Regions from separate parts of the Homo sapiens genome. Here region 2 is linked to region 1. A link is a loop called in an ENCODE intact Hi-C map of the cell type or tissue named here. Cell type or tissue: heart left ventricle. All regions are shown on one strand. Each heading gives the region's core, and the rest is flanking DNA. Links, peaks and the distances in the headings are about the cores only.

Evidence for each region. A loop is a pair of places that touch in the nucleus more often than their neighbours do. Peaks named below come from ENCODE experiments on the same cell type or tissue, not always from the same donor. Only the 100,000 strongest peaks of a DNase experiment are listed, where the experiment ranks them.
Region 2: a loop joins it to region 1, with 7 times the contacts of the local background. A loop is called at or near these places in 3 of 110 quality-filtered maps.

What each region holds. Positions count from the first base shown.
Region 1 is chr5:142,451,675-142,454,595 of GRCh38, reverse strand. All of the region lies in intron 3 of SPRY4-AS1 (SPRY4 antisense RNA 1), which reads right to left. Among named protein-coding and RNA genes, the nearest start is that of SPRY4-AS1, 130 kb to the right of the region's middle. In heart left ventricle, for the core only: no CTCF peak of the experiment used is centred there; no DNase peak of the experiment used is centred there; H3K27ac peaks cover 351 bases.
Region 2 is chr5:142,513,599-142,516,519 of GRCh38, reverse strand. No RefSeq gene overlaps it. Among named protein-coding and RNA genes, the nearest start is that of FGF1, 170 kb to the left of the region's middle. In heart left ventricle, for the core only: no CTCF peak of the experiment used is centred there; no DNase peak of the experiment used is centred there.

The sequences.
Region 1 (2,921 bases), core at 153-2,652:
AGGCTGTGCCACGTTCAAGGCAAGAGGGCCTGGGTGAAAGCAACAGCAGAGAAGACAGAGAGGGAAACCCAGAAGGGGTCGACCCTTTCTTGATAAATGCTGAGAGCTGGAGGTTTAGGAAGGAGGAGTTGAAGGTGACTATAGTTTTTAATTTCACAAATCCAGCAAATGCTGAGGACCTGTGCTTGTGACCAAGAATACGAGAGATGGCAGTCTCTGAGGAAAGGCAATGAATTCTATTTGGGATGCATTAAGTTTGAAGTGCCCACAATATCCAGATGGTATATGTATCCATCAGTGCACTTGGTTGTAGAGAAATGAAAGCAACTCAGGCTAATTCAAGCACAAGAGGAAATTACTAGAGGATATCTGGCAATTCTTGTAATTTCCAGAACAGCCAGAGAACCAAGGTTGGCCCCTTTACAGCCAGGAGCAAACATCGAATTCATTCCGGACCTCAGCCAGTGAGGAGCCCCTTGTTGATACCGCTGGAAACTGACTCTAGCTCACAGCCCTGGCTTGGGCTCTGCTTCCAGAATCCTGCCACTGTCATCCTCACCAGGAGAGATCTGTGTGGGCCCCGATTCTAATCGGGATCAGAGCACGGGCTTCTGACAGGTGGGGCCTGAGCCACATGCCTGCATTCTCGCTGCCAGTATGGGAAGGATTACTCTGGAGTGGGAAGTGCGTTCAGTCCCATAAGGTGCAAGATTCCCAACACATAGAATAATGTTCAGATATTGGGTCATCAGAAAGACTAACAAATGTTCACCACTTATATTCAGAAGGGTTAGAAACAGGAACAGTAATAACAGCTTGCACTTTTAAGCGTTTACTGTGTGTCAGGCACCATACAAACTGCTCAACATGCATTTAGAGTTTAAATTGTACAAAGTATGAAGTGGATATAGGGAAGCGATCCCGGCAGAACAGGGCAATTTACTGCGCTGGTGAACTACCCCAGTTTTTCCAGGACTGAGGGGTTTCCCAGCAAGCAGGACTTTTCAGTGCCAAGACAGAAGATCAGATCAAGAAGATCTTAGGGAGAAAGGACAGCTGGTCAGCCCGGTCTCATCAGAAAATCCTGGGTCCAAATTCTAGCTTGTCCACCTGAGCCACGTAACCTAACTTATTTGAATCTCAGTTTTCTCCATTATAAACTAGGAACAACAAAAGTACCTCCCTCACAGAGTTGCTGTGGAGGATTAGAGATATGTGTGATGTATAGAGCCCATCATCAGGTATGGCTTTTTTTGTTTGTTTTTTGTTTTTGAGACAGAGTTTCACTCTTGTTGCCCAAGCTGGAGTGCAATGGCACCATCCTGACTCACTGCAACCTCTGCCTCCCGGGTTCAAATGCTTCTCCTGCCTCAGCCTCCTGAGTAGCTTGGATTACAGGCATCTGCCACCACACCCCACTGATTTTTTATATTTTTAGTAGAGACGGGGTTTCACCATGTTGGCCAGGCTGGTCTCGAACTCCTGACCTCAGGTGATCCCCCGCCTCGGCCCCCCAAATTGCTAGGATTACAGGTGTGAGCCACTGTGCCCAGCCCAGGTATGTATTAAGAGCACAAAAATGTTAGATTATTCTCAACTCCAGAAAACCTGAGTCTGCCCATGTCATAACAAATAGTACAACCGAGATTTCAATTTAGGACTGAACAACTGAAAAGTATACTTTAAATCCCTAGGGATCCCCATCCACATGGAGGTTGAAGCTATAGGAGAATGGAGGAATGGTGAGAAACTGGGATTATTACTACCTGATATCCTAATATTTAAGGCAGATAAAAAGGACAAAACCAACAAAGAACAGATAAAATAAAGAGATTGCAGATGGAAGAGATATCATAAAAGTAGCCGGGCGCAGTGGCTCACACCGGTAACCCGAGCACTTTGGGAGGCCAAGGCGGGGAGATCACCTGAGGTCAGGATTTCGAGACCAGCCTGGCCAATGTGGTGAAACCCTGTCTCTACTAAAAAATACAAAAATCAGTGGTGCATGGTGGCCTGCACCTGTAGCAGCTACTTGGGAGGTTGAGGCAGGAGAATCGCTTGAACCCGGGAGGCGAAGGTTGCATTGAGCTAAGATTGTGCCATTGCACTCCAGCCTTGGGTGACAGAGCCAGACTCTGTCTCAAAAAAAAATGTGGAGTAACTGCAAAAAGCTGGGGTGGCCAATCAGATCCACTGTGGCAGAGAAGCCAGTAGGTTAGGAACACATACCACTTTTGTAATCAGAAGAGGACAAAAAGTTAAAAAAAAAAAAAAAAAAGGTGAGGAATGTTAGCTTTCAGCCATAATGGAATAACAGAGGGTGATTTATTCTCCTACCTTAAATAACTAGAAAAGCACACGCAATTTATGAAACAACAGTTTTTAGACATTGGACAAGTTTTTAGACAAAGCACAAGACAAATGATCCCCTGAGAAAAGAAAACAAATTAGGTGAGCCCTGAGAGCGCCCCAGCTCACTGTCTGGATAGAGTTTCCAGGCCATAGTGCAGGGAGGAATAAAGTAGGTGGAATAATCCCCAAAGCTAAGACATGGCCAAGAGTAGTTCATGTTCCAACCAATCAAAGGGGAAAGACCTTCTAATACACGGAGCATCAAGTAGAGTCCTCAGGAGAACACTTCTTCAATATTGAGCCCAAGTTACCTTAGATGAGAAATTGGTAACCCTTTTTCTTTTTTGAGATGGAGTCTCGCTCTGTCCCCCAGGTTGGAGTGCAGTGGCAGGATCTTGGCTCACTGCAACCTCCACCTCCCAGGTTCATGCGATTCTCCTGCCTCAGCCTCCAGAGCAGCTGGGTTTACAGGTACGCACCACCATGCCTGGCTAATTTTTGTGTTTTCAGTAGAGACAGGGTTTTGCATGTTGGTAAGGCTGGTCTCAAACTCCTGACCCCAAGTGATC
Region 2 (2,921 bases), core at 319-2,818, 62 kb before region 1:
ATAGCAATGTCCCACTTTCCCGGTACCAATTTTCTGTGTTGGTCTGTTCTCACACTGCTATAAAGAACTACCTATGACTGGGTAATTTATGAAGAAAAGAGGTTTAATTGACTCACAGTTTTGTAGGCTTAACAGAAAGCCTGGTTAGGAGGCCTCAGGAAACTTGCATTCATGGCAGAAGGTGAAGGGGAAGTAAGCACATCTTTCCATGGCAGAGGAGGAAGGTGGGGGAAGTACCACACACTTTTAAACCATCAGATCTCATGAGAACTCACTATCACGAGAACAGCAAGGGGGAAATCCACCCCCATGATCCAATCACCTCCCACCAGGTCCCACCTTCAACATGTGGGGATTACAGTTCCACATAAAATTTGGGTGGGGACGTAGATCCAAATCATATCACACATCAACTTTCAGTTAACGGTTTATTCTGGGGATGGAGGAAAGGACTTTAGCTATAATGTTTCTTGCCTTAAAAAATAAAGATCTGAGAAAGAGGATTTCCAGTTTCATCCATGTCCCTACAAAGGACATGAACTCTTCATTTTTTTATGGCTGCATAGTATTCCATGGTGTATATGTGCCACATTTTCTTAATCCAGTCTATCGTTGTTGGACATTTGGATTGGTTCCAAGTCTTCGCTATTGTGAATAGTGCTGCAAGGACAAAAAACCAAACACTGCACGTTCTCACTCATAGGTGGTAATTGAACAATGAGAACACATGGACACAGGAAGTGGAACATCACACTCTGGGGACTGTTGTGGGGTAGGGGGAGGGGGGAGGGATAGCATTAGGAGATATACCTAATGCTAAATGACTAGTTGATGGGTGCAGCACACCAACATGGCGCATGTATACATATGTAACAAACCTGCACATTGTGCACATGTACCCTAAAACTTAAAGTGTAATAATAATAAAATAAATAAATAAATAAATAAAGATCTGAAGTGAATATGACAAAATGTTAACACAGTTGTTAATGTGAGTGATGAGTAAATGGATGTCTGTTGTATTGTTTGTGTAGGCTGAAGTATTTAATAATTAAACAATAAAAACAAAAATGAACAAAAATAAAAAAAAATAACAAAGTTGTTATTAGGTAAGACTGACATAGTCCATTACAGTCCTGGGTGTAGGACAGTTTTCCAGGTGTCCTTGGACTGACCCGGTTCTCTCCCTTTTCTCACTTGTAGTTCTCATGAATAACTGTAGGATGGGCTGAGAATTCAACATTCTGAGATAAGAGTGAGCTGGCTAGAACAGCCAGGCTCTGTTCCAGTCCCCACTTAGAAACAGGATGTCCTTCAATGCTTTATACCAGTGAATCATGTGACCTCTGTGTATGAAACCAGGGTGAGCTGTTTTCTGGGGTCCCTCAGCTATTATCCAAGTGGGGCATGTGCAGTTGAGACCCCAACTGCCCCGGACAGTTTTCCTGAGCCTTGGGGGACTGTCTCACCCTGAATCCTAGGCTTCTGCTGTCCCTTGCTGCCTATCCAAAAGTAATAAACCCACTCTGTGTAACTCATTGTATGTACGGGTGTTCTGTCTCACCAGACTGAGGCAAGTTGATACCAGTGCACAGTGAGCTGCTTCTCACTGTGATGCATGGAAAGAGGGGGAATAGTTTAGGTCACCAGTCTTTTCAAAGAAAGATGGTGGGAAGCAGGAATAAAAATATTTTTATGAGGACTAACTCCTATAGGATTTGGTTAAAGCAAAATATGAGTAGTAGTATTTACTCATAGAGGAATGGAGATACCGATCATAACAAAGGTAGAATGCTATATTGATACCAAATGTTTTCAGCAGCCAGGAGATAATGTGGTTGTACTTTTTCTTAATAAATCTGCCATGAAAATAGCACCAAAGAAAACAAAGAGATGAGAATATCTCATTAGTGTTAAATACTGAAAACTAAAGTATCCCTTGTGATATCCTGAGAAAATACATTTGGTCAGGCCATAGGCTGTCAAAGATTGGTCTCCAGAGAAATTGTATGCAGAGACCCAAAGGGTTTACTCTTCTCTTAGGTATTTCCGAGGCAAAAAGTCTTCCTTGAAGTCACAGACTAAGGGCTATAAGGTTAATGACAGCATCTCCTTTTCTAGAAATTTTTGAGAATGAATAACAGACATGATTGAGTGAAACGCTGCTTGGGAAAACAAAATTCTGGACCAGAATCTAGTATGAAGTAGATGTTCAGTGAGCATTGTTTAAACTTAACAACACAGCCCCAATAAATAGAGGACAACTGAGGTCAATGAACAAAGAAGCTATGCGACACTTAATTCTTTTAGATGAAGTTCTATCATCACGGACCATGAATACTTCATACTTCCTCTTTCCCCTTTTACTTCTATTTTTATCCCATTTTCTCCACTTTCCTATGACACTCTGCTTTTGTTAATGTGGCCTTAAAGTTTACTTAATTGGGTGTCTAAGGATTTCTCCAAGTCCATCACCTGCTAACAGGGTGATCTGTGCTCTAAAAAGCGCTATAGTCAGAAGGCCTTTCATTTTATAGTAGAGCTTGTAGATGTCAACCTAACAGCTTCCAACTGACGCATGTATCTGGAGGCTAGGTGTGTTGGGGGAAGTTAGGCCCCTCTCTCATCCCAGGAGATGAACTGTTATTAGTCAAAGCCAAATAGAGGAGGATTCCGCTTGCCAGTGAGTGTTTTAGGAATAAGTATGTGTTACAACTCTGGCCAAGGGGACAGGAAGGAAAGTCTGCTAAGAAACTCATTTTGCTCTTAAAAAGGAAAAGAGGCTCATTCCCTCTTCTGGTCTTTTTGACTATTGAGATGATACCCTTGGTTAATGCAGTCATCCTGTGACATGAGAGGACAAACCTAAGAGAAACAGCTATAGATAGAGAATGGCAGAATGGACAGATCGAAAGAACTCG